3 separate regions of the Homo sapiens genome follow, and regions 2 and 3 are each linked to region 1. A link is an interaction called in ENCODE POLR2A ChIA-PET data of the cell type or tissue named here. Cell type or tissue: PC-9. All regions are shown on one strand. Links, peaks and the distances in the headings refer to the core of each region. The heading gives the core; the rest is flanking DNA. Region 1 overlaps CNR2 (cannabinoid receptor 2). Region 2 holds the start of LINC01355 (long intergenic non-protein coding RNA 1355). Region 3 has its middle 44 kb from the start of GRHL3.

Evidence for each region. Peaks named below come from ENCODE experiments on the same cell type or tissue, not always from the same donor. Only the 100,000 strongest peaks of a DNase experiment are listed, where the experiment ranks them.
Region 2: POLR2A ChIA-PET joins it to region 1 with 9 read pairs; 1 of 35 experiments calls an interaction of 5 or more read pairs at or near these places.
Region 3: POLR2A ChIA-PET joins it to region 1 with 5 read pairs; 1 of 35 experiments calls an interaction of 5 or more read pairs at or near these places.

Annotation. Positions count from the first base shown.
Region 1 is chr1:23,891,033-23,901,518 of GRCh38, reverse strand. All of the region lies in intron 1 of CNR2 (cannabinoid receptor 2), which reads left to right. It also overlaps the pseudogene BTBD6P1. Among named protein-coding and RNA genes, the nearest start is that of CNR2, 17 kb to the left of the region's middle. RefSeq lists enhancers at 4,182-4,311, 4,362-4,421. In PC-9, for the core only: no CTCF peak of the experiment used is centred there; a DNase peak (open chromatin) is centred at 4,248.
Region 2 is chr1:23,277,592-23,288,077 of GRCh38, reverse strand. It overlaps LINC01355 (long intergenic non-protein coding RNA 1355), which reads left to right and starts at 2,560. Exons shown (of 2, transcript NR_110616.1): 1 at 2,560-2,968; 2 at 3,668-6,769. In PC-9, for the core only: no CTCF peak of the experiment used is centred there; DNase peaks (open chromatin) are centred at 4,867 and 9,107; H3K27ac peaks cover 3,535 bases.
Region 3 is chr1:24,270,473-24,280,958 of GRCh38, reverse strand. No RefSeq gene overlaps it. Among named protein-coding and RNA genes, the nearest start is that of GRHL3, 44 kb to the left of the region's middle. RefSeq lists an enhancer at 2,007-2,508. In PC-9, for the core only: no CTCF peak of the experiment used is centred there; DNase peaks (open chromatin) are centred at 3,358 and 3,928; H3K27ac peaks cover 1,818 bases.

The DNA of each region.
Region 1 (10,486 bases), core at 1,536-9,535:
ACTGGGGTCCAGGGTGGGCAGATCCCTGAGCTCATCTTCTATGCCTGAGGTGCCCGGGGAGGCTGCAGCAGGTCGGCGAGTGGATGGAGGGGAAATCAGGACACTAACTGCTTCTTGACACCATGAAAGGCCACACTTAACCTTGTCTCTCTTTGGCATGTAGTCAACTGAAGCTTGATTCTGTGAAGTAGGCACCTTTTCCACACAGCCAGAGCTGGGGGATTGGAGTCTTAGGCATCTCTGGTACACTGGGGTGCACGTCTCAGGTGGAGGAAGATTTAGGGCACAAGACAGGCCCCAGATCCCCTCCCAATGGCACCCATGCCACCTGCTTTGAGGGGTTGCATGTTCCTGCCACCCTCTTGGATACTAAGTGGTTCCAAGCTTAACTGTAGACCTTCCCTTCAAATCTAAAATCGGCAAAAAGTCACTTAAAATAAGGGACTTCTGTAATAAAGGTTGCCTACAATTAAAAAAAGAAAGAGTTACTGAGCAGTGACCATGGGTGAGGCAGGTGCACTTAAGATACGGGAGTGAACAAAACAAATAATAAGCCTTAACTCCCTTGGAGCGACCATTCTAGTGTCCTATTACTCAAATCAGTCTCCCCCAGCATTCGAGGATCAGAGATTTTAAGGACAATTTGGTTGGTAGCTGGAAACGTGGCTCGGTAAAATGGTCCAAGGTGGGAAGGATAAAAATGAGATTAGGGAGGCCAGGCACGGTGGCACATGCCTGTAATCTCAGCACTTTGGGAGGCCAAGGCGGGCGGTTCACCTGAGGTTGGGAGTTCAAGACCAGCCTGATCAACATGGAGAAACCCCATTTCTACTAAAAATACAAACTTGGCCAGGCGTGGTGGCACATGCCTGTAATCCCAGCTACTTGGGAGGCTGAGGCAAGAGAATTGCTTGAACCTGGGAGGCGGAGGTTTCAGTGAGCCGAGATTGCACCATTGCACCCTAGCCTGGGCAACAAGAGTGAAACTGTCTCAAAAAAAAAAAAAAAAAAAAAGAGATCAGGGAAGAGATGGTTGCCCAGAAGTATAAGAGAGACCCCATGCCCCTCCGTCTATAAGCCTCTAGGGGTTCACCTTGCCTGCCGCCTAGACAGAGCCGATTCATCAAGACAGGAGAATTGCAATAGAGAAAGAGTAATTTATGCAGAGCTGGCTGTGCGGGAGACCGGAATTTTATTATTACTCAAATCAGTCTCCACCAGCATTCAAGGATCAGAGTTTTTAAGGACAGTTTGTTTGGTTGCGGGGAGCCAGTGAGCCAGGAGTGCTGATTGGCCAGGGATGAAATCACAGGGGGTCGAAGCTGTCCTCTTGCGCTGAGTCAGTTCCTGGGTGGGGGCCACAAGATCACATGAGCCAGTTTATGGATTTGGGTGGTGCCAGCTGATCCATCAAGTGCAGGGTCTGCAAAGTATCTCAAGCACTGATCGCAGGAGCAGTTTAGGGAGGGTCAGAATCTTGTAGCCTCCAGCTGCATGACTCCTAAACCTTCCTTCCTTTCTTTCTTTCTTTTCTTTCTTTCTTTCCTTTCTTTCTTTCTTTCCTTTCTTTCTCTTTCCTTTCTTTCTCTTTCTTTCTCTTTCTTTCTTTCTCTTTCTTTCTTTCTCTTTCTTTCTTTCTCTCTCTCTCTTTCCTTCCTTCCCTCTTTCTTTCTTTTCTTTCTTTTTTTTCTTTTCTTTCTTTCTTTCTGACAGAGACCCCTCTGTCGCCCAGGCTGGAGTGCAGTGACGCAATCTCAGCTCACTGCACCCTCCACCTTCCAGGTTCAAGTGATTCTTCTGCCTCCCCCTCTCGAGTAGCTGGTATTACAGCATGCACCACCACACCTGGCTAACTTTTGTATTTTTAGTGGAGGCGGAGTTTCAGCATGTTGGCCAGGCTGGTCTTACCTCCTGACCGCAAGTGATCCACCCGCCTCAGCCTCCCAAAGTGCTGGGATTACAGGCGTGAACTACCACACCAGACCCTAAACCATAATTTCTAATCTTGTGCCTAATATTAGTCCTACAAAGGCAATCTAGTCCCCAGCCAAGAAGGAGGTGTACTTTGGGAAAGGGCTGTTATTGTCTTAGTTTTAAACTAAGTTTCTCCCAAAGTTAGTTCAGCCCAGGAATGAACAAGGACACCTTGGAGGTTAGAAGCAAGATGGAGTCAGTTAAGTTAGATCTCTTTCACAGTCTCAGTCATAATTTTGCAAAGGTGGTTTCACATCTAGGCTGCCCAACTTCTGTGGTCAGGGTCTGGCACCAGATATATGAGTCTGAATTCTGACTCTGCCATTTACAAACTTTGTGACCTCGGCAAATCCAGTCTAGCTGAGCCTCTGGTTCCTCATAGATAAGATCGTGAAAATGAGACAGTCTATCTCCAAGGGCAGTTTGGAGGATAAAGGAGACAGCGCATTTCTTTGTGGTAACATTTAAAATCTACTCTTTTAGCAATTTTGATACGTGTATCATAATATCACATTGTATTCCATAAATATATACAATTATTATTTGTCCATCAAAAATAGAATGAAAACATTTAAAAATAATATATAGTACGGGCCAGGTGTGGTGGCTCACGCCTGTTATCCCAGCACTTTGGTAGGTGGAGGTGGTTGGATCACCTGAGGTCAGGAGTTGGAGACCAGCCTGGCCAACATGGTGAAACCCCGTCTCTACTAAAAATACAAAAATTAGCTGGGCATGGTGGTGCACATCTGTAATCCCAGCTACTCAGGAGGCTGAGGCAGGAAAATCACTTGAACCTGGGAGGCGGAGCTTGCAGTGAGCCAAGATCGTGCCACTGCACTCCAGCCTGGGCAGCAGAGTGAGACTTTGTCTCAAAAAAAAAAAAAAAAAAAAAAAAAAAAATTGGCCAGGCGTGGTGGCTCAAGCCTGAATCCCAGCACTTTGGGAGGCTGAGGCAGGCGGATCACAAGGTCAGGGGATCGAGACCATCCTGGTTAACTCGGTGAAACCCCGTCTCTACTAAAAATGCAAAAAATTAGCCGGGCGTGGTGGTGGGCGCCTGTAGTCCCAGCTGCTTGGGAGGCTGAGGCAGGAGAATGGTGTGAACCTGGAAGGCGGAGCTTGCAGTGAGCTGAGATCATACCACTGCACTCCAGCCTGGGCAACAGAACAAGACTCCATCTCAAAAAAAAAAAAAAAAAAAAAAAAGCCGGGCGCGGTGGCTCACGCCTGTAATCCCAGCACTTTGGGAGGCTGAGGCGGGCGGATCACAAGGTCAGGAGATCAAGACCATCCTGGCTAACATGGTGAAACCCTGTGTCTACTAAAAATACAAAAAAATAATAAAAAAATAGCTAGGCATGGTGGCGGGTGCCTGTAGTCCCAGCTACTTGGGAGGCTGAGGCAGGAGAATGGCGTGAACCCAGGAGGCGGAGCTTGCAGTGAGCCAAGATCGCACCACTGCACTCCAGCCTGGGTGACAGAGTGAGACTCCATCTCAAAAACAAACAAAAAATAAAAATAAAAATAAATATATAGTATGGATTTGAACAACAACAGAAAAGGACACAGTGCTTGTAAAAGGCCTTTCACAGTGCCTGCCACAAAGGAAGCACTCAGGAGAGAGTGGCAAATTTATTTTCTTCACATAGTTAAACCACAACAACATATTGCAACAGTTTGCATGCTGAAGCAGAGATAAGAATCCAGCTGCCTTCTCATAAACCAGACAATTAAAGAGATTTGCCACAAAAAGTTATTTTCATTTAAAAATATGTTACTTCAGGGCGGGCGTGGTGGCTCATGCCTGTAATCCCAGCACTTTGGGAGGCTAAGGCGGGTGGATCACAAGGTCAGGAGTTCAAGACCAGCCTGGCCAACATAGTGAAACCCTGTCTCTACTAAAAACACAAAAATTAGCCAGGTGTGGTGGTCCCAGCTACTCAGGAGGCTGAGGTGGAAGAATTGCTTGAAACCGGGAGGCAGAGTTTGCATTGAACCGAGATCGCACCACTGCACTCCAGCTTGGGTGACAGACTGAGACTCGGTCTCAAAAAAAAAAATTCTATTAACATGCAATAGGATTATTAATTTTTTTTAAGTTCTCAGTTTTAGTCTCTAATACAGCAAGTACTAATAGGTGTAACCTACATCAACAAAAGCTATTTATTGCCAAGGTAACTTTTAAGACGGTAAAGGGTCGCTGAGACCACGAAGTTTGAGAACTTCTGCCCCAGGCTTTCGTGATCTGCCTTTCTCTCGCCAGCTCTTTTGCAATCTGACAACACCCCTGTTTTCTGCCCCATGTGATTAATTGCATAACTGCCATGTTTGAAGGACCTTTTGAGATCTCATCAAAAAACCACTCCTGGCAGGGTGCAGTGGCTCACACCTGTAATTCCAGCACTTTGGGAGGCTGAGGCGGGTGGATCACCTGAGGTCAGGAGTTCAAAACCAGCCTGGCCAAAATAGTGAAACCCCATCTCTACTAAAAATAGAAAAATGGTGGCAGGCACCTGTCATCCCAGCTATTTGGGAGGCTGAGGCAGGAAAATTGCTTGAAGCTGGAAGGAGGCAGCTGCAGTGAGCTGAGATCTCGCCACTGTATTCCAGCCTCCAGCCTAGGTGACAGAGCAAGACTCTAGAAGAAAAAAAAAAAAAAACACTCCTGGTGCAGATGGACCTACTGAGAAGGAGGCTATTGTGCCTGAGGTTACACAGCCATCAGTTCCACCTGGGACTGGAACCAGCATCCTTCCTATCTCCTTAATCCAGGGCTCTCGTCATGACGGCAAGCTAGCAGGTGCTCCCTGGCACAATCTCAGCTTCCTGTTCTTTCATCTCTAAAAGTCTTGAGTGGAGACAGGGTCTTCCCCCTCTGCTTTCCTGTCCCACCCTTCCCTCCTGCCTCTCATCTCCCTCTTTGACACTCCTCCTACCAGCCCAAGGGCACAATAGAGATGACATCGTCACTCTCATTGGTTACCAACTAGCAAAGAACTTGAGAAAGTGAGGAGAAAGCTCTAATGTGTTCACATATATAGCATCTATATAAGCTGCCATTCATGGAGGGCTTAGTGTGTGGCAGGCACTGTATTAGGCCTGAGCTAACTCAGTTAGTCTTCATGCCTCCCCACCACTGATGAGACAAGTACTACTTGTTACTCCTGTTTTATGGATGAGGGAACTGAATGAAAGAGATGAATGAAGTGAGTGTCTTTACTTGAGAACAAAAAGCTAATAGTACTTGGCAGAGCCAAGATCGGAACTCAGTGCTATCTGACTCCAAAGCCCAACAGCCTGATGGGTAAATCCTTGTCGGTGAGAAGGTCCAGACTCCACCAGTAAGGTGGGGAAAGGACTAAAGTCTAGGGCCTGGCAGGGTGTGGTGGCTCATGCCCGTAATCTGAGCATGAACTTTGGGAGACCAAGGCGGGAGGATCACTTAAGGCCAGGAGTTTGAGACAAGCCTGGGTGATATAGTGAGACCCCATCTCTACAAAAAGTAAATAATAATAACAATAACTCAAGGCCAGCTAATGGTAGCAATGAAGGCATTACTGAGAAAAAATGGTCAGAAAAATAAAAGTCAAAAAGAGAGAGAAAATAGATGGGATTTGCCCCTGGAAATAAAGACAAAAGATTGTGCGTGGTATCAGGGCCCCTCACCCTATGCAGAGTCATGCATTCCATCCTGCCTCTTTACCAATCTGACCTTGTCATGACACAAGGACTTAAGTCCTGGCCGGGCACGGTGGCTCACGCTGTAATCCCAGCACTTTGGGAGGCCGAGGAGGGCGGATCAAGAGGTCAAGAGATCAAGACCATCCTGGCCAATATGAAACCCCGTCTCCACTAAAAATACAAAAAATTAGTTGAGTGTGGTGGCGCGCACCTGTACTCCCAGCTACTCGGGAGGCTGAGGGAGGAGAATCTCTTGAACCCGGGATTTGGAGGTTGCAGTGAGCTGAGATCACGCCACTGCACTCCAGCCTGGTGATAGAGCGAGACTCTGTCTCAAAAAAAGAGAGAGAAAAAAAAGGACTCAGGTCCTGGCTTTGTCCGCCACTTGCTATGGGTTTTTGGGCAAAGGACTTGCCCCCTCTGAATCTATTTGCTCATGGAATAGTTGAGCAAAACCTGCCTCACATAATAGCCGTGAGCCTTCCCAGGCTGTGTAAATTGTCAAGTATGTTATGAATGTAAGCATTATTAGTCCATTCTCTAAAAGAGAAGTTGCTGAATTATAAAATAATTGAAAGAGGAAGAAGATATTTGGAAAGACTCAACAAAACTGTCCTGTTGGCAGATTTCTTTTCTTTTTTTTTCTGAGTTTTGCTCTGTCACCCAGGCTGGAGCACAGTGGCGTGACCTTGGATCACTGCAACCTCCACCTCCTGGGTTCAAGCGATTCTCCTGCCTCAGCCTCCAAGTAGCTGGGATTATAGGCACACGCCACCATGCCTGGTTAATTTTTTTGTATTTTTAGTAGAGATGGGGTTTTGCCATGTTGGCCAGGCTGGTCTCAAACTCCTGACCTCAGGTGATCCGCCCACCTCAGCCTCCCAAAGTGCTAGGATTAGAGGTGTGAGCCACCATGCCCGGCAGTGTTGCAGATTTCTAATTAGTCAGTTAATTTACCAAGTATTTGTTTGGAGATGGGAGGGGAGAATGCAAAGCAACTGGATGGGATCCTAGTTTTCAAATAAATGGACAAGAGAGTGGATTCCCAATGTCCCCAGCAAGTTTCTTTTTCTTTCTTTCTTTCTTTTTTTTTTTGAGACAAAATTTCACTCTGTTGCCCAGGGTGGAGTGCAGTGGCAGGATCGTGGCTCACTGCAGCCTCTGCTTCCCAGGTTCAAGTGATTCTCCTGCCTGGCTGATTTTTTTATTATTATTATTTATAATACAGATGGGGTTTCACGGTGTTGGCCAGGCTGGTCTCGAACTCCTGACCTCAAGTGCTCCACCATCTTGGCCTCCCAAAGTGCTGGGATTACAGGTGTGAGCCACTGTGCCTGGCCAACTTTCTTTCCCTCCCTTCCTTCCTTCCTTCCTAGCTTCCTTCCTTCCTTGCTTCCTTCCTTCCTTCCTTCCTTTTATTAAAAAAATTTTTTTTTTTTGAGACAGAGTTTCACTTTTGTTGCCCAGGCTGCAGTGCAATGGCATGATCTCAGCTCAGTGCAACCTCCACCTCCCAAGTTCAAGTGATTCTCCTGCCTCAGCCACCCGAGTAGTTAGGATTACAGGCGAGCCACAACGCCCAGTTACTTTTGTATTTTTTACTGTAGAGATGAAGTTTCACCATGTTGGTCAGGCTGGTCTTGAACTCCTGACCTCTGGCGATCCACCCACCTCGGCCTCCCAAAGTATTGGGATTACAGGCATGAGCCACTGTGCCCAGTCCCTTTTTTTTTTTTTAATTTGAGACAGGGTCTGCTCTGTCACTCAGGCTAGAGTGCAGTGGTGTGATCACGGCTCACTGCAGCTTCACTCTCCTGGGCTCCAGCAATCCACCACCTCAGCTTCCTGAGTGGCTGGGACTACAGGCACACAACACCATGCCCAGCTAATTTTTGTATTTTTTGTAGAGATGGAGTTTCATGTTACCCGGGCTGGTCTCTAAGCCCTGGGCTCAAGTGATCTGCCCACCTCAGCCTCCCAAAGTGCTGGGACTACAGGTATGAGCCATGGTACCCAGCCCCCAGAAAGTTTCTTAACATTCCTGAGCCCCAATTTCTTCATCTATAAAATACAGAAAATAATAAGATTCTTGAAGGGTTGTTTTGAGATTTAAATGAGATAATGTGTAGAAAGTGCTAGCACAGTGCCAAGCACTCATCGTTATCCCCCAATCTTCTTTACAAATGGCAATACTGGGACAAGAGAGAGTAGGTGGCTTCTGGATAGATCCAGCTGGTGCCAGAGCCAGGGCTCAAACCCTGAGCACCTGAGATTCCGAACTCAGGACTGTTTTCTTTCCACCACATCCAACACTCTTGATAGTTCAATCAGGCAACCAATCTCCTGCTTAATTAGTTTTAAATAATTATTTAATCTGCACATACAGAACATAGGGATTAGTTTCCCCATTCACAGAGGAAGAAACTGAAGCTCAGAGAGTTTGAGTAACTTTCCCCAAGGTCACACAGCCTATCAGTGGCCGACCTGAGATTTGAACTCAGTGATGTTTCCTTCTAAAGCCTTGGCACTTAACCTTGACTAAAGTGGAAAGAGGCCTCAGACATCATTTAGCTCTGCTCTGCCCAGGAGAGAGGCTGGAGATGATGATGCAGAAGGAAGGTCCAGGAAAGGTCTGGGGAGACTGAGTGAATCCAGACAGCCTGGGTGGGGGTGATGAATGGTGAGTGGACAGCAGGCTGGGGATGGAATCCTTCGGCCCCACAGGGAAGACTGAGTTTCTTTGATAACCCGTAGACATTAGAGAAAGGGACTATAGATAGAAGACCTTAATAACAATCCTTTGCTCTTAACCTATACATTACACATTCTTTCCTTTTATTTTTTTGAGACAGAGTCTCGCTCTGTCGCCCAGGCTGAAGTGCAATGGTGCGATCTCTGCTCGCTGCAACCTCCACCTCACAGGCTCAAGTGATTCTCCTGCCTCAGCCTCCCAAGTAGCTGGGATTACAGGCACCCACCACTACTCCTGGCTAATTTTTGTAGTTTTAGTAGAGACAGGGTTTCACCATGTTGGCCAGGCTGGTTTCTAACTCCTGACCTCAAATGATCCGCCTGCCTCGGCCTCCCAAAGTGCTGGGATTACAGCATGAGCCACCACCCCCAGCCTACACATTCTTTCCTTAAAAAGAGTAGAGGTGGCTACATTATAAATTGGGGCAGTTAAAATAAAAGCAAGGCATTAGAAACCACTAAAAGGAGCAATAAATAAATCAAGAACCGACCTTGAATGGCCCTGTGACTGCACTTCCACACTGCATTGAGCTCTGGGCTTGCTGGCAGCCAAGGGAAAAAGAAGCACAGAAGTGGGTCTGAAGAAGGCTGCTTTTCTCCTAATAGACATTCATTGATTCTATAAATCCATTTTAAATACTTAGATGCTTACTTTGTGCCAGGCTTCATGCCAGTTGAGGTGCTGGAAACCCCAGGAGGAATTTATTAAAGGAATTGACTCAGGAAACAACTCCTTTGCCAGCCCTTTTCATCTCTCCTCTAGGAAAGCTTCCATATTTTGCCTTATATCAATAAACCTCCCCTGGGACCTATATCACTAGAGAGATTTTAAGTTCCTTCCCTGCCCAGTGCTGTCCCACCTCCACTGCCAAACCCATTTTAGGAGTGACTGTCCTGGTGGCCTGTTCACAAGGTCAAGAGCCTGGGCAGGCACCATCCTTCTAGTTCACACTCTGCTTCAGGGCTGCTGCTTGTGGTTCCAACCTCTTTCTGCAAGTCTGGTTCTCCGGGCCAGGAACACTAGGGTGAGAAATATGGTCAGGCTCAGGAGGCACAAGGACTTGGAGTGGTGAGAAGTGTCTGTCATGGGCTTGGGATTGAGGAGTGGGAGCTTGAGGCCATCAAATTGCCTTGCCTGGCTGGGCTGAGTTCCATCTCCCCAAGACTGTTTTGCTCAGCTCTGGCTGCTATCAAAAGACCTCCACCAAGAGTCTACTGTGGGGATACCATTGTGCTAGGAGACACTTTTTTGAGCAAGTGAGATACAAAGATGACTCCACTCCCAGACCCAGATATTACTCACAAGACAAGGAGCTCACAATCCAGGAAGCAAGATGTGGAATGGACACATATAATACAAGGTAGACAGTGGTCTGTGCAGTAAGACTCAATAAAGGGAGACCAGAGAATGCTTCTTGGAGGAGGTGGGTTTTGCTATCAAAGTAGTTATAAAAAGAGGTAAGATTTGGGCTTTTTTTTTTTTTTTTTTTGAGATGGAGTTTTGCTCTTGTTGCCCAGGCTGGAGTGCAATGGCATGATCTCGGCTCACTGCAACCTCTGCCTCCCAGATTCAAGCAATTCTCCTGCCTCAGCCTCCCAAGTAGCTGGGATTACAGGCACCCACCACCACACTTGGCCAATTTTTGTATTTTTAGTAGAGGTGGGGTTTCACCATGTTGGCCAGGCTGGTCTCGAACTCCTGAACTCAGGTGATCTGCCTGCCTTAGCCTCCCAAAGTGCTGGGATTATAGGTGTGAGCCACCGTGCCTGGCCTGATTTGGATTTTCAGTATAATTCATAGGCTCACACACACACACACACACACACACACACAAAAGATTTGGTCAAAAAACCCCACAGTCTACAGCCCCAAATCCCAGAAAACTTTATTACAACTGCAATCAAGGGCTACAAAGAACAGAGGGAGGCCAGCCAGGAGCAGTGGCTCACGCCTGTAATCTCAACACTTTGGGAGGCTGAGGTGGGCAGATCACTTGAAGTCAGGAGTTCGAGAACAGGCTGGCCAACATGGTGAAACCATGTGTCCACTAAAAATACAAAAAATTATCCAGGTGTG
Region 2 (10,486 bases), core at 1,310-9,309, 610 kb after region 1:
AAAAAGTTAGTGGAGGAAAGGAGAAGATGCTGCTTAAGAGTAATCAGAAATAAAGATGGTAAGCATCATATGGTAAATATATACAAGTTTCGTCAATTTTGTAAAAAAAAAATACAAAGATGGTAAGGCATCTTTGAAATTGTTGTCAGTAGGAAATTTCATCTGATATATATATATATAAATTTGTTTCATAAAGCAAGGAGAAATGGTGTAAATAATACAAGTGTGGCTATTGACATATGAAAATGTCCATTTATTTTGAAAGTGACTACCCCCACAGATTATATAACTGTAGAATCGAATACAAATTTTCTCACTTTTCTTCCTTGCTTTGGCATTTTTTTAAAAGTTACTTGAAAGTTCAGTTTAGATTGAAAAATAAGGGCCTGATTAATAGCGCTGTATCATGGTATTAGAGTACATATGTTAGTATTTTCATGAAAGAGGAAGAGGGTAATAACTGATTTACCTATGATTAAAAGATAGTGGTGACATTTTCCTTTGAAAGTTTGGGCTAGAAATTTATAACCTTTGGCCAATGAAACTACAGTAGCTTCAGTCACTGCTTCCATGCCACATCTCTACCTAAAGGGAAGATGGAATCCGCCTTCTCTTTTTTTTTTTTTTTTTTTTTTCTGAGACTGAATCTCACTCTGTCGCCCGGGCTAGAGTGCAGTGGCATAATCTTGGCTCACTGCAACTTCCACCTTTCAGGTTCAAGCAGTTCTCCTGCCTCAGCTTCCTGAGTAGCTGGGACTACAGGTGCCTGCCACCACACCTGGCTGATTTTTGTCTTTTTGGTAGAGATGGGGTTTCACTGCGTTGGTCACGCTGGTCTCGAACTTTTGACCTCAGGTCATCCACCCGTCTCAGCCTCCCAAAGTTCTGGGAGTACAGGCGTGAGCCACCATGCCCAGCCTGAATCCCCCTTCTCAAAAGTAACTTCCATTCACTTTGTCCCTGGCAGTCTGCTGGTGACCATGATTTCTAAGGCTCACTCATGGGACCAAAGGCAAGAAGAAAGGGAGGAGGGTGGTAACCAGATAAACTTTGCAACCCCTTTGATAGGACTTTTTGGGTGAGAATTTTTATGAAAAGTAATATATACTTCTACTATAGATCTGCCTCTAGTTTCAACCTCTAGTTTTAGCACTGATTTTTTCCCCTTAATTTCCAGAAGCATGATATAATATCTTTTTCAAAGAAAGTGGGAAGAATGTCCACAGATGTTAGGAGAAGACAATTATGTAGGAAAAATATTTTCTCAAATTAAAATTTAAAACAAAAGTTTGCAGGGAATGGAGTGGGGTTCAGCATTAGGGAGGTAGGAGATGATAAAAATACATATTAAGTAATTTGTACCCTGATATGCTTTGTATGTAGATTGCTTACAACTAACATGAAATGAGCATTTCATTCCTTAAGCATGCTGTTGGGGGAAAATGGGAGCCAGGCTGGATGCACAAATTTACACCAGATGCTCTGTATCCAGGTAGCAGAAATGACTAACAGCACTGGTATCCATCAGTCCCAGAGCAAAAGCGTCTCCAGAGGAGGACATCTGTAAATCCCAAATCTGATCTCCTTCATCATCATTAGGCAACAGATAGGATAAGACTTCATGAAGAGAATTTTGGTGGCTTTAGATTGTTGAGAAAGTATATATAGGAAAAAACTGGAAATTATGTCCAAGATTTTTTGTCTAACTCCTTATCCTGATATTGTTAACATTTCACAACTAAAATAATTTTAACAGACAATTAGTTTTTAAAAATGTATTTTCATGACCTGAGACTACAGAAATTGCCATTTTCTTAGGACGTAGTTTACATTTGACTCTGCTTACTGTGTCCAGGGCATCCCCAAATTGGGAGAGATTGCCAAGTCAGTTGCCATTTTGCCTTACTTTTACCAAGGACTAGCCTACAGGTTCAGTTTTGCTCTTGACTTTGGCCCTGAATTGAGAACTGAGTCAAGAGAACAGAGTGGAAGTATGGAGACAAAGCCAGCAGCTTTACTCAAAAAATATATATGAGTCTAGTATTTTTTTTGTTTTTGAAAGACATGTTACTGAGCCCAACCCAGTCAGGGATCACTGAATATTGGGTTAAATAAAACAATAATGTTATTCATGTGTTTGAAATTAATGTTTTAAAGAACCACGCACACACTTTAAAATGTAACTGGATTTGCTATATAGGCCAGAGAAATATGGCTGTTACGATGAAGGCGTAACTTCTCTGGTTCTTGATTATTTACACCATTAGAGAAGAATGCAAATATGAATAGCTCAGAGTAGTTTAACTTTGAAGTGAGAGTTTATATGCACCTTTATATGTGGGATAACTGATGTCTTTGGAATAGACTTCAAATGAATGATAAAAACACCTGTAAAGTGATAGGACCTCTACTTTTTCTCATGTCCAATGTTCAGTTTCTTATAAACCAGGCATGAAGAGAAACAAAAAGTAATTAATTCTCCAGATCATGAAGTTGTCTTCAACCTAAGCACAGAGGTATAATAATTACATTTCTCAGAAGTTCCCCCTCTGTTTTGAGTCTCAAGGGCAATTGAGATGTCAGTGAGGCTGTGATTAAATGTATTGGATATTAGAGGATTTTAAATACAAACAAGTATTATAGGTGTTACCACTGACCCCGAAGGTAAGATTTACTGTGAAAATTTATAATGCAAGGAAGAATGATCAAGTTGGCTGTCAGAACAACAAAATATTACAAACCAGGATGTCTAAGAGCAGAAGTCCGTGGTTGCCACCTCTCAAGCCTCTTAGCTTAATCCAATCTAGGATGCATTTCCACTCTGCAACAAACAGTATTTATTTTTGCCTTATTTGCAGATAACAGTTTTAATGCAGGTACTGCCCATGGATTAGCTTTGAGCAGTGTCTTTTTGCTTTGGTTTTTTTATTTGTTTGGTTTGTTTTGAGACTGAGTCTCAGTCCTCCAGGCTGGAGTGCAGTGGTGTGACTTTGGCTCACTGCAACCTCTGCCTCCCGGGTTCAAGCGAGTCTCCTGCCTCAGCCTCCCAAGTAGCTGAGTCTACAGGCGTGAGCCACCATCCCCGGCCAAGCAGTATCTTTTTGCTTTGAAAGTGACTTACATGTACATTTGTTTTCCTTGTGAATGTTTCTTTTTAACTGCAAACTAAGAAACATTGAGCCCAGCATTCATATATTTGCAAACTCTGTCTTACTTAATTTCTCAGTTTTTTTCCTCAGAAAAAATGAAATTCCTTTTCTTTTTTAAATTTATTTTTTCTTTATTTTTCTTTATAAAGTGAAGAGTAGGTAGCATGAATTCCTCTTGCCCTTTGCTATTTCAGTCTGGCATCAGTAGCAATTGTTGCTATGTCCAGTTTTCATTCATGGATTTTTCTGGGATTGAAGATGAGTTCAATGTTGATTATTTAATTGGGCAGTATAAGTAAATTCATTGGCTCTCCTTCCAGTTTAGTGAATACTAAATATCATCCATGATATTTTATACTTCTTACACTTCTGGAATCTAACCTGAAAATAGAAGTTGTAAGTCAGGGACGGTGGTATGTGCCTCTAGTCTCAGCTAGTTGGGAGGCTGAGGCTTGAGCCCAGGCCTTCAAGGCTGTAGTGCACAATGACTGTACTTGTGAATAGCCACTGCACTCCAGCCTGGGCAACATAGCAAGACTCCCACCCCTTAAGAAAAAAGAAGAGAGAAAAAAATAGAAGTTGTGGAGAGGGAGGAGGATGCTTGAATACTTTGACCGTACTTGGCATAATAGACATTTTGAGGGTTTTTTTGTTTTCTTAAAATTCCTCTGGATCAGTTTTCATTGTTTCTAGTAATTATATTTATCGTTAATGAATTCATATTCTGCTCTAGCCCCTAAAGATAGTTTGATATGCTAACTTTTGTTTTGCCTTTCTAGCTGCTAAGATAGATAATGGTTATTGCAAAATGCACGTTTTTAAATGGTCTCCAGTGTGGATTGCTTCTGAGCTGCTGATGGATTGAATACATTGAGAAGGAATGTGTCATTTGGAATCCAGGACCAGTCAGCAAGGATAACTGCCTGATTTTATGGTCAGAATGCTCTAACTCTTATGGCATACTGATGACTTTTTCTTCCATTTTCCAAAAAAGCAAGTTTTGTCAGTCTCAGTGTTTCTCTGATCTAGCTACTCACAATTCCATTCCCAAAGTAGTGACCTAGTTCTGTCACTTGGGTTTCAAAGGGAGTTGAAGTGTCACTGAGTGAGTACAGCAAACCTGTTTAATGATTTATAGGAAGCAAATAAAAAGAATTTTGTTTGCTAACCTAGAAGTATATCAGATTTTGGTTTCAATTTATAATTTTGCAAAATATAAAGACATTTCCTGGCTAACTCCATCCAGATGAATTATTCAGTATTTTTTCTCCTATCTTAATGAAGTTAATTTGAATGCTAATTTCCTATAACCAAGAAAACAGTTGAATTAAATAACCCTTATCTTTTAAACTTAAAGCTTATACTACTAATAATCATTTAACATTCACTTCCTTTTTTCTGACTTAATTGGTAGGTAAATAAAATACTTCAAATTTGATTGGCAAATTGGAAAATCACTTAGAACAATCTGCTAGTATTTTTTATTCCCTTTGTTTTTTCCTTTACACATTTGTACTGCAAAATAAATCAAGGACAAAGACTCACACTGAATTGATCAACTTGTGTTTGGTCTTCATGGGAATTACATCTTTTTTCCCCTCAACATTTATTAAAGGAACATACAGAATTTCAGACTATAGCAAACTAATACCTTTAGCTTGACTAAGAGTTGATTTTCGTTAAGGAACAGAACTTGTAATTTATTTCGACATACTTTAATGTATGACTCATCCCTGTTAAAGTTGTGAGACTCAAAACTACGCCCAAATCACTTAATTTTATGTCCTTCCCTGTTTACTGTGTCTGACCTTCAAGATTTCGTGACTGATGCTGAAATGGAAGCCAACCACTGCAGAAATTTGGGGGAAAATGAGATCTGAAGAATACAAGGGGAAGTAGGAATTCATTTCTAGCATTTCCAAACCTGCTTAATCGTGTCTGCTCCACCACAGTCAGAGGAAAAGACTGAGTTCATGGAAATTACCAGCTAAGCCTTACATCTGTCTTTAATGTTTTTAGGAAGTATACTGAAAAGGTAAGTGAGATGTCTGTTTTGAAGAAAGACTCTTACTGGGTACCTTAAAACCCGTTGTTTCCTATTAGTAAAGATGGGCAGCTTCTTTATTCCTAGCTTCAAAAAGCCTTGCCCCTGTTTGGTGTGTTTCTCAGTATTGTGGAGAAGGTAGTTTCTGAGCAAGGTGGTGCTTTTCCTCTGCTTCTCAGCAGCTAAGACAGAAATTGCACCGAAGTGTACAAAGGGCCAATTTTTGTTGTCCTGTTGTGCTCAAATCCTTTTTTTTAAAAAAGTTATTTCAATCAAGTCTTAGTTTTATTCCTCACTATATAGGAAAAAAATCTTTAATGCCTCAAAAGTTCCATTCAGCATTACATTTGCATTACTCTTATTTGCAGCAAATATGAGTAAAATTATAGGTTTTTAAAGGTCTCTAATAACATCCACTTATATTGGTTTTGTAGATAATCCATAAATTACCAGAAATAAATTATTCCACATTTATTACACACCCATGTAATAGATGTCGTGCCAGGCCCTGGAATATACTAATGGCATCACCTCATGTGGTAAAAAGACACATTCCGCCATCCTGGAGTATACAAAGGTAGACTAGCATATAGTTCATGTGCTCAAGGAGTTCATTTTTATTGACATGATACAGATAGAATTGTAGTTTAGGGAATCAAAATCTAATAAAATGAGGCTAATTCCATTTTCCCATTAACACTAATAACTAGTGTGTAAATCTGAATATGACACATTCTATATGAAAGAAGCTCTGTGTGCATCTACACTAAATACTCGTGTGTGCCAGGTACTGTTTTAAACTACGTATATTTTTTTAATTCTCATAACTGTTCTCTGAGGTATGTACTAATACTAAAGCTTATTGTTAAAGGAAGGCAGAAAAATTAAGTAACTTGGCCTAAGTTTGCATAACTGTGATCTGGGATCAATATTTGAACCCATACAGGCTGATTGCAGAGCCTGCACTCTTAATTTGAGTGTGATATTTATGTGCAGTACCTGGCTATAAGTACCCACAAAACGTTTCAAATTCTTTATAAAATTTGCTTAGTTAAAAAAGTACCAATTGCATAATATGGTTATAAGTCTGGTAGAAGTTAGGCTTTTTACAAGACATGCTGCTTACTGCACCAAGGAGGCAAGAAGGCTTTTTAGAGAGCCCAGAATTTCCTTTCCTCAACTCCTGCTTCCAAGACAGTCATTTTGCATGATAACCGTTTCCCCAAAAAACACAGACACAAAATTTAAAGAACTGGAACAGAGGAAGCAGAGCTTATCATAGTATATATGTTTAGTACCCTGTCACTTAGGTCCACCCCTCTTTCTTTGTGGATTGTGGACATTTTGTTTAACTGCTAAATCATGAGAATATATGACTGCTGAGACTTTTCCAAGGATTTTTTAAAAAACACATTAGGCTTTGTGCAGAAGTAAAGAAAAAGTGCTGTGAGAACCCCAGGTAGGTAATTTACTTTCTATTGTACTCATAGTTTGTTTGAAACCTCTTCACCTCTATCCCTTATTGTTTTATACTCTGTAAATCTGATTTTACCTTTAATAAACTTTTCTGAAGTGAGTGAGTTTTTTTTGTCTTATTTCCCATTAGATTCTCTACCTTCTTTGTTCACTTTACGTATGTTATTGCCACTCCCTTCAAAACTGGTGGTTTAATTAAAGTGACAGCATCTTCTATATACCCAGTACTGTTGAGGATTAAAAAATACATGTGTGCCGGATGTGGTGGCACACACCTATAATCCTAGCACTTTGGGAGGCCTCAGGCAGGAGGATTGCTTGAGCTAAGGAGTTCGAGACCAGCCTGGTCAACGTGGCAAAACCCCATCTCTACTAAAAAGACAGAAAGTTAACTGGGCCTGATGTTGTGCACCTCTCACCCCAGCTACTTGGGAGGCTGAGAGGTGGGAGGGTCACTTGATCCTGGGAGGTCAACGCTGCAGTGAGCTGAGAACAAGCCACTGCACTCCAGCCTGGGCGACAAAGCGAGACCCTGTCTCAATAGAAAAAAGAAAAAGTGCCAAGGCTTTGCTCCTAGTTCGGTGCAGGTTCCAACCAGTACTAAAACTTTGCAAATTTTTGAGGGAAAAACCAGAAGTTGTAGAATCAATATGAGCATTTAATTGTATAGCAAGCAATTGTGGCAGAAAAAATTCACCCTAGTGAAATCAAGTTAACTATTCTGTGAATGAGATTAACCAGAGGAACAATTTTGACCATGTATCTTTTAAATCACTGTTTCTCAAACTTCAGTGTGTATGGGAATCACCAGGGATCTTGTTAAAATGCAGATTTTGATTTAGTAGGTCTGGGGTCAACCTGGAGAATTTGAATTTATTTTCTCTTTTTTTAAAAGTAGTTTGAAATATATTTCACATACCATAAAATTCACTCTTTAAAACTGTCCAATTAACTGTTTTTTAGCATGTAGAGTTGTTCCACTATCACCATTCTAATTTCAGGACATTTTCACCGTGCTGAAAAAGAAACCTTGTACCTATCACTCCCCATCCCCCTCTCCCTTCCACCCTTTTCCCCTCCACCAGCATCTGGCAACTGTTAATCCACTTTCTGCCTTAATTTATATCTTCTGGACATTTCATAACGTTTTATAGACTTCTGTACCTGGCGTCTTTCACTTAGTGTTCAAGGTTCATCGATGTTGTAGCATGTATCAGTACTTCATTCCTTTTTGTGGCTGAATAATACTCCATTGTATGGCTATAGCACGTTTTCTGTGTCCCTGCATCAGTTTCCATTTTTTGGCTATTATGAATAATACAGCTATGAACATTTATGTACAAGATTTTGTGTGAAAGTATGTTTTCATTTCTGTTGGGAATATACCTAGGAGTGGAATTATTGGGTCATATGGTAACTAACATTTTAAAGAACCGGGAAACTATTTTCTAAGGTGGCTGGACCATTTGAGAGTGCATTCCTGACAAGCATCCAGGTGATACTGAATAGCAGGCTCTAGATTACATTTTGACATCTATCAAGAAAACAGGAACATGAACTTTAACTGAGTTCAGCTGCCAAAATCTGGCCAGCAGCAAAGAAGGTGGGGTGGTTTTGGTTTTCATAGGGCCTTGGTACCTCCGATTTTCTACCATTAGTCTTAATGTACCTGGGCTTATTGTTCTAGCCTTCGAACTCTTCATGTAAATTGATATATCTGCTATCTAAAAAAGAAAGAATATTCATTTTTAGTTGAAAGAGGCATTTCTAAGATGAGAATGGCCATACTGTCAGTGTGGTAACACTGTTTTTGATAGTGTCCTGAAAGCATGTTGATCCTTTCTAGGTGCCATCAGAGAAGGAAGGGTATGCTGGTGGAGCATGCACACAAATGATTTAATACATTGTAGTGCATGTTGGGATAGAGCAAAGGAGGGCAGATTCAAGGAAGACTTCCAGGAGACGAGTCCTGAACTCAATCTCTTAATTCATTCAACTAAGATTTAATGTAGGAGATCTAGATTCTGTGGGGGTTCAGATGAGGTAGGGATTACTTCTGTTTTATATGAGGTAGGATGACAATGGGGGTAGGTGGTAGTAGAAATTAGAATATTTCTTTGGGATGATACTTGAAGTAAGCCAGGATTTTAGATACAGAGGTATATGAGAAGGGTGTGTTCTAAGATGATAAAGCAGAAGGAACTAAAATACAGAAGTCAAATGGCACGACGTATACCAGCTGTATTTACTGAAATATGCCTAGAGGTGCTGTGTTAAGCCTCAGGTACACAAAAACATAAAACATGACCCTGCCTTCATAATTAGAACTCAAGTGAGATGTTTGAAGTGTAATACAATGTGATTTGTATGAAAAATCACATTGTGTGTGTGGTAGGAGGTATAGATTAGTTTTTAAGAAGGCGTAATTTTCTTGACTGGTGGTTGGTTCTGTTTGGTTTGACTCATGGGTGCCTGAAATAAAAGGAGTAGGAAATACAGATGTAAAGGTAAGTTGGGCTGTTATTTACTGTTGTTTACTTTGGCAGAAATGGTCTAAAAAACTAAGCATGTGACGAGTAATGAGAGGGGAGCAGCAGGAGTCTGAGTTTGGGTTCCTTTTCTTCCATTAGTTCCTGTGTGACTCTCCCTTGTGATCATTGATCTTTACTGGAGGTACAGAGTACCTGGTCTGGTCCTCAGTTTTAAGAAAATGAATTACCTAGTATACTCCAAGGCCCAACTTCTGTACCCCATAGTTGGAAATTGTCAGCTTTCCTACAAAGATTGATTTATGAGCTGCTCTTTAAAGCAACTTCTTATAACATTTTCAACCTTTTGACTGTTCACAATTAAGAGTCCTTCAATCTTTTCCCATCCCAATAGATGAAATGGCAAGACAAAATTTCCATGAGTTATATTGGACAGGTTTCTATGCATTACCTGTTGTTGCATAACAAATTACCCCCCTAAAACTTAGCAGCTTAAAACAAACATTTATTATCCTCTACAATTACTCTGGGTGAAGAATCCAAGAGTCACTTAGCTGAGTGATTCTGACTCTTAAGAGGTTGCAGGCTGGGTGCGGTGGCTAACACCTGTAATCCCAGCACTTTGGGAGGCCAAGGTAGGAGAATCGCTTGAGCTCAGGAGTTCAAGACCAGCCTGGGCAACAATAGTGAGACCTCGTCTCTACAAAAAAATTTAAAAATTAGCCAGGCATGGTGGCACACACTTGTAGTCCCAGCTGCTCGGGAGGCTGAGGTGGGAGGACTGCTTGAGCCCAGCAGATCGACAGGTTGAGGCTTCAGTGAGCTGTGGTTGTGCCACTGCATTCCAGCCTGGGTGACAGAGGAAGACCATGTCTTTTTTTTTTTTTTTTTAAAAAGTAATCTGAAGGCTTGACTAGGGTTGCAGGATTTGCTTTCAAGGTGGCTCACGTGCATGACTACACCTCACTTCCTAGGCAAGTGGACTTCTGCATATACTGAATATTCTCATGTAGCTGGCTTCCCCCACAAAGTGAATAGGAAGACTCCATTTCCACAGTATCTCATTGACCACACAGGTCAACCCTCTTCAGTATGGGAGGAGACTACCCAGGGCTAGAATACCATGAAGTGAGAATCATCAGGGCCACCTTGGAGGCTGGCTGCCAAAACTTAGGATGAATTTGAGGCTACTTTCCTATTAAGTGTATAAAGCTGACCTTTGACATGCAAACTTAGTAATACCTATTTATGATTCCTGATACACTTTAATACTCTATAGTGATTTCTTCAGAAGCATTTTGACCTAAATGTAAATATATCATTCACTA
Region 3 (10,486 bases), core at 906-8,905, 380 kb before region 1:
TGAATCTCAAAACACTACATTGAATGAAAAAAGCCTTACATGAGAGATTATATAAGGTATCATTCCATTTATATGAATTTTCAGGACAGGCAAAACCAATCTACTGTGGAAAAATATTGGTACAGTGGGTTGCCTAGTGTGCTGGAGGGGAGAGTATTGACTGGGAAGGGGCATGAGGGAACTTCCTGGAGTGAGGGGAATATTCTTTATTTTGAGAGGGTTTGGGATCACAGGTGTATGCATTTATGAAAACTCAATAAAAAGCACTTGTGCATTTCATCATATATAAATTTTACATCAAAAGGATAAAAGTTGTGAGCAAATATATGTGCATGCTGAAGTAGTTAAGGAAATTGTATTGATGTCTGCAATTTACTTTAAAATTTATAATGAAGTCGAAGCATTAATGAATGTCTAGAGGGATGGCTTTATGTGAAAGAAAAGCAAGTACAGTACAACATTCATAGAATTTAAATGGTGAGTTTAAGGATATTCACTATAAAATGCTTTCAACTTTTGCTGTGATGTTTGAAAACTTTCATAATAAAACATTGAAAAACAGGCTTCCTGTACACAAACATAATTATGAAAGAAGCCAGGCACAAAAGGACACACGATGTGTGATTTCATTTAGCTAAAGGACAAAATGAACTGATGAGATTAGAAGTCAGGATAATGGTCAGGACAGGGGAGTGAGGGGGTGTGTGTTACTGGGAAAGTTCTGCTTTTGCACCTAGGTATGGATGGCGGTGTTCAGATTGTGAAAATTCATGATTGGTGCACTTTTCTATAATGTATATTACACTTTTCTGTACATATGTGTATTGTACTTAATAAAACTGGGTTTTAAAAGACTTGTCATGTTACCAACTCCTGCTTCAATCAATATTTGGTAATAATTCACCATCTGTCTTACTCACAGAGAAATGTGGGTTCAAATTCTGGTTCTGCCACTTAGCAGCTGTGGGATCACACAAGTAACCTCCATGGGTCTCAGTTTTCTCCTCTGTTAGGAGGAATAATGACATCTCTCTCAGGGGAGGTGATGTTGAGATGGAAGGAGACCATACACACTCATTGCTTGACCCTGTGCCTGCCACATGGTATTAGGTTGGTGCAAAAGTTGACGAGTTTTTGCCATTAAAAGTAATGGCAAGAACCGCAATTACTTTTGCACCAACTTAATAACTGCTTTCAACGAGATTAAACGGTGGTGATTAATCAGTACCCTCAGGCTTCCCCTGTTTTCACCACCACCAGGGATGTCAGGACTGGGCAGCAAGAAAGGCTTTTGGATTGGCTGAGGTCCTTTGGGCCACTTGCTTAACTTCAACTTCTCTGAGCCTCAGTTTCCTCATCTACAAAGTACAGATGATAATTCCTGCTGGGCGGGGTTGCCGTTAGCACCAGAAAAACTTTAGATCCATTAGCTTGAAGATGTCCAGGGTTTTCTAAGGACCTTCTTGTGTTTTTTGTGTTTTTTTTGTTTTTTTTTTTGTTTTGTTTTTTGAGACAAGGTCTCACTCTGTTGCCCAGACTGGAGTGCAGTGGCTCGATCTCAGCTCACTGCAACCTCCATCTTCCAGGCTCAAGTAATTCTCCTGCTTCAGCCTCCCAAGTACCTGGGATTATAGGCATGTGCCACTACTGCCCGGCTAATTTTTGTATGTTTTAGTGGAGACGGGGTTTCACTGTGTTGGCCAGGCTGGTCTTGAACTCCTGACCTCAAATGATCCACCTGCCTCAGCCTCCCAAAGTGCTGGGATTACAGGCATGAGCCACCGCGCCCAGCCCCTTCTTGAAGTTCCAAACCCCACTATGGGGTCAATGGATGTAGCTTGGACATCTTGGAATAGAGGCTCTGGGGTCCTCCCCAGGATACAGTGACAGCCCTTGTGGCACCTGCCCCTGGAGGCCAACACGGTAGCCTTGCTGGCACAGCCTAGCAATTGCTCCAGTTAGTAAATCAGGGATTGCACTTCAGTGAGTAACCTGCCACCCAGGAGCAGTTATCTGCTGCTGCCACCACACAAAGGAAGCTCTGTTCAGGCACAAAGCGACTGCTTGGGATGCTGGCAAGACCAGAGCTTCCCCTGGCCCTCAGGCCAGGACTTGGGACTGGGTGTCTGGCCCTGAAGGTGGGTATCAGCTTCCCAAAGGTGACTGCCAAGCTCAGAGGCATTAGGACGTGCTCATTTCTGAGCTTTGAGACAGCTTGTCTTCCACCCACCCACTCTGCCAGGACCCAGGCTCGCTTTCCTGGGGGCAGCTGGTCATTCTAGTGTGGTATGTGTGTCAGCCATGGACCAGATGGTCTATAAGCCAAGGATCCTCAAATGGAGACCCTTGACCCCAGCCCAGGACTCCTCAGCTGGAGAATCAGCCCACTCCTGCCCAAGAGGGACAGGTGCTTAGGACCAAGTGGGCAGCCAGTAAACATACATTAGAGAGAATAGTAGCTAAGGGCTTAATTGCCGGGCAGCATGCCAAAGCATTACACCCATTGTCACATTTGGACTGTTATTATCCCATTTCTCAGATGAGGAAAGTGAGGTTTAGAAAGATGATGTAACCTGCCCCGGAATCCATGGTTTTAGCCCAGCTTGGGTGACTTTGAAGGGCCCCCAATCTTTTTTTCTTTTTTTTTTTTTTGAGACAGTGTCTTATTCCCATTGCCCAGGCTGAAGTGCAGTGGCCTGATCACAGCTCACTGCTGCCTTGAACTCCTGGGCTCTATTGATTCCACTGTCTCAGCCTCCCAAATAGTTGGGACTACAGGCACGTGCCACCATGCCCAGCTAGTTTTTTTTTATTTTTGGTAGAGATGAGGTCTCATGATGTTGCCCAGGTTGGTCTCGAACTCCTGGATCCACCCTCCTCGGCCTCCCAAAGTGCTGGGATTACAAGCGTGAGCCACTATGCCTGGCCAAGCCTCCACTCTTGCCCACCTTGTTATACTAGCAGCAAGTGATGACAACAATGATAACTGACTTTTAAGCACGGATAGTACATGTGCTAAGCACTGTACATTCATTATTGGATTAAATCACTCGAACGACCCTACGAAGTAAATATGATTATTCCCCATTTTATGGAAGAGGAAACTGAATAAATGAATGGCTGGTGGGCTTCGCCTCTCAATAGCTAATTTTTATCACATACCTTCTCAACAGAATTGGGTATTAGGACAGACACATTCATACTGATGATAGCCTTTCATCTCCACAACCCCAATAAGACGTCAGTGTTAGTTCTTTCACTTTCTAGATGATATAACTGAGGCTTGGAACAGTTACATTTCCTGTTACACAGCTAAAAGCGCTAGAGCTGTGATTCAAACCCTAGGCAATCTGCCCCCAAAACACACATTCCTGCCATTCTAAACTACTGTGCCAAGCCTACAAGCCAGTTGCCTTTAGCCATGCTTAATTGAAGAATGATGCCATATGGAATATGCCTGGCTAGGCTGATTAAATTAATCGAATGTCAAAATATCTGGGTGGACAAGAAGACAAGTCAGTGTGAGTCGAAAGGAATGCGTAACTGCCCCAGGCCCCTGGTTTTTGGGGGGCAGTGTTGCTTAGTGGTAAGGAGCCCAGAGTGCCAGAGCCAGCCTGCGTGGGTTCAAATCTCAGCTTTACCATTGACTAGCTGTATGACCTTAGGCATGTTGCTTAACTTTTCTGTACCTAGTTTATTCATCTGTAAAATGGGTATGATGATGGCAATATGACAGTGCCCATCTCCTACGGTTAATAGGATAATTAAACCAGTTAATATATGTAAAGCACTTAGAACACAGCCTGGCATGCTGTCAGCATTATATAAGAGCCTGTGATTCCATCCACGAGTTGGGCAATGTATGCAAGCACTTAAGTTTTGTCACATGCAAAAATATCTTTGCTGAGTTGTGATTTGATGTTATACCCTAGTTTTTATAGAGGGTGGATGTGACAAATAGTTATTGAAGAATGTGTCAGTGTCACTGACGAAGCTGAGGACATTGTTCACCATGTTGCACAACGCCCTTTATCTCAACATTCCCATGCTCGCTCTGTTCCTCCCGGAGCTGAACATCAGGAAAGACCATGTCTCTCCAGACCAGCACGTGTGATGTCTGGGAGCAGCACAAGACCCCTTTGGCTGTCAGGAATTTGGAAATAAAATGAAAGGTGCTGTTCATTGGCTTAAGCTGAGGTCCTAGGACATTCTCCTTTTCCTGTTGTTTGTTTTCTTTATCAAAAACATTGTTTTAACTTTGATGTTTTTGAAATGGAAATTGTTTTATAGATTATTTCTGATTTTAAAACATATGTATCTTGATTGTAAAGAAAAATATTAATATTTTGATGTATCCCCTTATAGATGTTTGTATATACATTTGGGTATGTATAATGTACGTGTGTGTTATGTATATTATATGCATCTGTATGTGTAAACATGGATATGTGTGTGCATATGTTTTTGGAAACAAAATTTTAGAAAAGGGAAAATGGTGCCATACTGTTTTGAAACCTACCATTTGCTTTTAGCTTACTGCAGACATTTTAAGGAGTTACAATACCTCAGGGTATGCTTGTTGAAAAAGAAAAGAAGTTACAATAATAGCAGTCATAACTTTATTCATTCATTTAGCAAAATATGTATGATACCCGTAAGTATTTTCTAGGCACGCTCTCTAGGCTCTGAGAACATAAAGCTGAACAAAATAGATAAGATATGCCCCTCATAGGAGCTATCAAACCATAAACCACTAAAAATGATCATTTCAAATGCTGCTGTGAAGAAAGTGATGCCCATATGTTGAGGGCAACATTGAAAAGGGGGTCATAAAAGCCTGCTTAGGTGAGGCGCAGTGGCTCATGCCTGTAATCCCAGCACTTTGGGAGGCAGAGGAGGGTGGACCCCCTGAGGTCAGGCGTTCAAGACCAGCCTGGCCAACATGATGAAACCCAATCTCTCCTAAAACACAAAAAGTAGCCAGGCTTGGTGGCGGGCACCTCTAATCCTAGCTACTCAGGAGGCTGAAGTGAGAGGATCACTTGAACCCGGGAGGCGGAGGTTGCAGTGAGCCGAGATCATACCACTGTACTCCAGCCTAGGTGACAAAGTGAAACTCCATCTCAAAAAATAAAAATAATAAATAAATAAACATTTTTTAAAAATAAAGCCTGCTTTGAGGAAGGGATGTGTGAGCTGAAGTGTGAGTCATGAGAATGGGACAGCCTTGACCGCATCCTGGCAGGAAAATGGAGGAATTGGCAAGTGCACAGGCCCTGTGGTAAGAGCAAGCGTGGTCCATTCTAGGAACAGCAAGAAGGCTACTGTGGCTGGAGCTGATCAACACACAGGTGGAGAGACCAGAAGGGCTCAGTTCTTGCAGATCCTGGGGAAGGGCTTGGGTTTTTCATTCAGTGTCATGCTCTGATTTAGCCATCTGAAGATCAAGATGACTGCCTGCTTGGTGGGGACTGCAGGGACCAAGAGTGGAAGCCAGGAGAACAATTACAGGAATCCAGGTGGCATGCACTAGAGTGGCAGCAATAGACATGCCAAACCCTGGCTGGATTTAGACTTAATTTTGAAGTAAGTCAAAAGAGGTACTTGCAGAGGTAAGGAATAGGGGATTCAAGGACAGCTCTGAGGCTTTGGATAACAACAATAGTTATTATAGTCAGCCCTCTGTTCCAAGGATTCAGCCAACTGTGGATGGAAAATATTTCTTAAAAATACAATAACAAGTGGGCGGCCGACAAGATGGCTGAATAGGAACAGCTCCAGTCTGCAGCTCCCAGCAAGATCAACACAGAAGGCAGTGATTTCTCCATTTCCAACTGAGGTACCCAGCTCATCTCATTGGTACTGATTAGACAGTTGATGCAGCCCACGGAAGGTGAGCCGAAGCAGGGTGGGGCGTTGCCTCACCCAGGAAGTACAAGGGATTGGGGGAACTCCCTCTCCTAGCTAAGGGAAGCCATGAAGGACTGTGCCTTGAGGAACGGTGCATTCCAGCCCAGATACTACGCTTTTCCCATGGTCTTCGCAACCCATGGATCAGGAGATTCCCTCGGGTGTCTGCATCACCAGGGCTCTGGTTTTCAAGCAAAAAACTGGATGGCCGTTTGGGCAGACACTGAGCTAGCTGCAGGAGTTTTTTTTCATACCGCAGTGGTGCCTGGAATGCCAGCAAGACAGAACCATTCACTCCCCTGGAAAGGGGACTAAAGCCAGGGAGCCAAGTGGTCTAGCTCAGTGGATCCCACCCCCATGGAGCCCAGCAAGCTAAGATCCACTGTCTTGAAATTCTCGCTGCCAGCACAGCAGCCTGAAGTCGACCTGGGACACTCGAGTTTGGTTGGGGGAGAGGCATCCGCCATAACTGAGGCTTGAGTAGGCGGTTTTCCCCTCACAGTGTAAACAACGCCTCTGGGAAGTTTGAACTAGGTGGAGCCCACTACAGCTCAGCAAAGCCACTGTGGCCAGACTGCCTCTCTAGATTCCTCCTCTCTGGTCAGGACATCTTTGAAAGAAAGGCAGCACCCCCAGTCAGGCGCTTATAGATAAAACTCCCTGGGACAGAGCATCTGGGGGAAGGGGTGGCTCTGGGCGCAGTTTCAGCAGACCTAAACGTTCCTGCCTGCTGGCTCTGAAGAGAGCAGTGGATCTCCCAGCACAGTGCTCGAGCTCTGCTAAGAAACAGACTACCTCCTCAAGTGGGTCCCGGACCCCCATGCCTCCTGACTGGGAGACACCTCCCAGCAGGGATCAACAGACACTTCATACGGGAGAGCTCTGGCTGGCATCTGGCAGGTGCCCCTCTGAGACAAAGCTTCCAGAGGAAGGAACAGGCAGCATTCTTTGCTGTTCTGCAGCCTCTGCTGGTGATACCCAGGCAAACAGGGTCTAGAGTGGACCTCCAGCAAACTCCAGCAGACCTGCAGCAGAAGGGCCTGACTATTTTAACGAAAACTAACAAACAGAAAGGAATAGCATCAATATCAACAAAAAGTATGTCCACACAAAAACCCCATCCGAAGGTCACCAACATCAAACACCAAAGGTAGATAAATCCATGAAGATGAGGAAAAACCAGTGCAAAAAGGCTGAAAATTCCAAAAACCAGAATACTTCTTCTCCTCCAAAGGATCACAACTCCTCACCAGCAAGGGAACAAAACTGGAGGGAGAATGAGTTTGTCGAATTGACAGAAGTAGGCTTCAGAAGGTGGGGAATAACAAACTTCTCTGAGCTAAAGGAGCAATGCAAGGAAGCTAAGAACCTTGCAAAAAGGTTAGAGGAATTGCTAACTAGAATAACCAGTTTAGAGAAGAACATAAATGACCTGATGGAGCTGAAAAACACAGGATGAGAACTTCGTGAAGTATACACAAGTATCAATAGCTGAATCGATCAAGTAGAAGAAAGGATATCAGAGATTGAAGATCACCCTAATGAAATAAAGTGTGAAGACAAGATTAGAGAAAAAATAATGAAAAGGAAAAAACAAAACCTCCAAGAAATATGAGACTATGTGAAAAGACCAATCCTACATTTGATTGGTGTACCTGAAAGTGACAAGCAGAATGGAGCCAAGCTGGAAAACATTCTTCAGGATATTATCCAGGAGAACTTTCCCAACCTAGGAAGACAGGCCAACATTCAAATTTAGGAAATACAGAGAACACCACAAAGATACTCCTTGAAAAGAGCAACCCCACGACACATAATCGTCAGATTCACCAAGTTTGAAATGAAGGAAATAATGTTAAGGCAGCCAGAGAGAAAGGTCGGGTTACCCACAAAGGGAAGCCCATCAGACTAACAGCTGATTTCTCTGCAGAAACCCTACAAGCCAGAAGAGAGTGGGGGCCAATATTCAACACTCTTAAAGAAAAGAATTTTCAACCCAGAATTTTATATCCAGCCAAACTAAGCTTCATAAGCGAAGGAGAAATAAAGTTCTTTACAGACAATCAAATGCTGAGAGATTTTTGTCATCACCAGCCCTGCCTTACAGGAGCTCCTGAAAGAAGCACTAAATATGGAAAGGAAAAACTGGTACCACCCACTGCAAAAACATACCAAATTGTAAAGACCATCAACACTATGAAGAAACTGCATCAACTAACGGGCAAAATAACCAGATAGCATCATAATGACAGGATCAAATTCACACAACAATATTAACCTTAAATGTAAATGGGCTAAATGCCCCAGTTAAAAGACACAGACTGGCAAATTGGATAGAGTCAAGACCCATTGGTGTGCTGTATTCAGGAGACCCATCTCATGTGTAAAGACACACATAGGCTCAAAATAAAGCTATGGAGGAATATTTACCAAGCCAAAAAAAAAAAAAAAAGCAGGGGTTGCAATCCTAGTCTCTGATAAAACAGACTTTAAACCAACACAGATCAAAAAAGACAAAGAAGGGCATTACATAATGGTAAAGGGATCAATGCAACAAGAAGAGCTAACTATCCTAAATATACATGCACCCAATACAGGAGCACTCAGGTTCATAAAGCAAGTTCTTAGGGACCTACAAAGAGACTTAGACTCCCACACAATAATAGTGGGAGACTTTAACCCCACTATCAATATTACACAGATGAATGCGACAGAAAATTAACAAGGATATTCAGGACTTGAACTCAGCTCTGGACCAAGTGGACCTAACTGACATCTACAGAACTCTGCACCCCAAATCAACAGAATATACATTATTCTCAGCACCACATCACACTTATTCTAAAATTGACTACATAGTTGGAAGTAAAACACTCCTCAGAAAATGCAAAAGAACAAAAATCATAACAAACAGTCTCTCAGACCACAGTGCAATCAAATTAGAACTCAGGATTAAGAAACTCACTCAAAACTGCACAACTACATGGAAACTGAACAATCTGCTTCTGAATGATTACTGGGTAAATAATAAAATTAAGGCAGAAATACATAAGTTCTTTGAAACCAATGAGAACAAAGGCACAGCATACCAGAATCTCTGGGATACAACTAAAGCAGTGTTTAGAGGGAAATTTATAGCACTGAATACCCACAGGAGAAAGCAGGAAAGATCTAAAATTGACACCCTAACATCACAATTAAAAGAACTAGAGAAGCAAGAGCAAACAAATTCGAAAGCTAGAAGACAAGAAATAACTAAGATCAGAGCACAACTGAAGGAGATAGAGACACGAAAAACCCTTCAAAAAATCAATGAATCCAGGAGCTGGTTTTTTGAAAAGATTAACAAAATAGATAGAACGCTAGCCAGACTAGTAAAGAATAAAAAAGAGAAGGAATCAAGTAGACACAATAAAAAATGATAAAGGGGATATCACTACTGATCCCACAGAAATACAAACTACCATCAGAGAATACTATAAACACCTCTACGCAAATAAACTAGAAAATCTAGAAGAAATGGATAAATTCCTGAACACATACACCCTCCCAAGACTAAACAAGGAAGAAGTCAAATATCTGAATAGACCAATAACAAGTTCTGAAATTGAGGCAGTAATTAATAGCCTACCAACCAAAAAACTCCCAGGACAAGACGCATTCACAGCCGAATTCTACCACAGGTACAAAGAGGAGCTGATACCATTCCTTCTGAAACGATGCCAAACAATAGAAAAAGAGGGACTCCTCCCTAACTCATTTTATGAGGCCAGCATCATCCTGATACCAAAACCTGGCAGAGACACAACAAAAAAAGAAAATTTTAGGCCAATATCCCTGATGAACATCGATGCAAAAATCCTCAATAAAATACTGGCAAACTGAATCCAGCAGCATATCAAAAAGCTTAGCCACACGATTAAGTTGGCTTCATCCCTGGGACGCAAGGCTGGTTCATCATATGCAAATCAATAAAGGTAATCCATCACATAAACAGAACCAATGACAAGAACCACATGATTATCTCAATAGATGCAGAAAAGGCCTTCGATAAAATTCAACACCGCTTCATGTTAAAAACTCTCAATAAACTAGGTATTGATGGAATGTATCTCATATACGTAATAATAAGAGCTATTTATGACAAACCCACGGCCAATATCATACTGAATGAGCAAAAGCTGGAAGCATTCCCTTTGAAAACCAGCACAAGACAAGGATGCCCTCTCTTACCACTCCTATTCAACATAGTATTGGAAGTTTTAGCCAGGGCAATCAGGCAAGAGAAAGAAGTAACGAGTATTCAAATAGGAAGAGAGGAAGTCAAATTGCATCTGTTTGCAGATGACATGATTTTATATTTAGAAAACCCCATCGTCTCAGCCCAAAATCTCCTTAAGCTGACAAGCAACTTCAGCAAAGTCTCAGGATACAAAATCAATGTGCAAAAATCACAAGCATTCCTATACACCAATAATAGACAAGCAGTGAGCCAAATCTTGAGTGAACTCCCATTCACAATTGCTACAAAGAGAATAAAATACCTAGGAATACAACTTACAAGGGATGTAAAGGA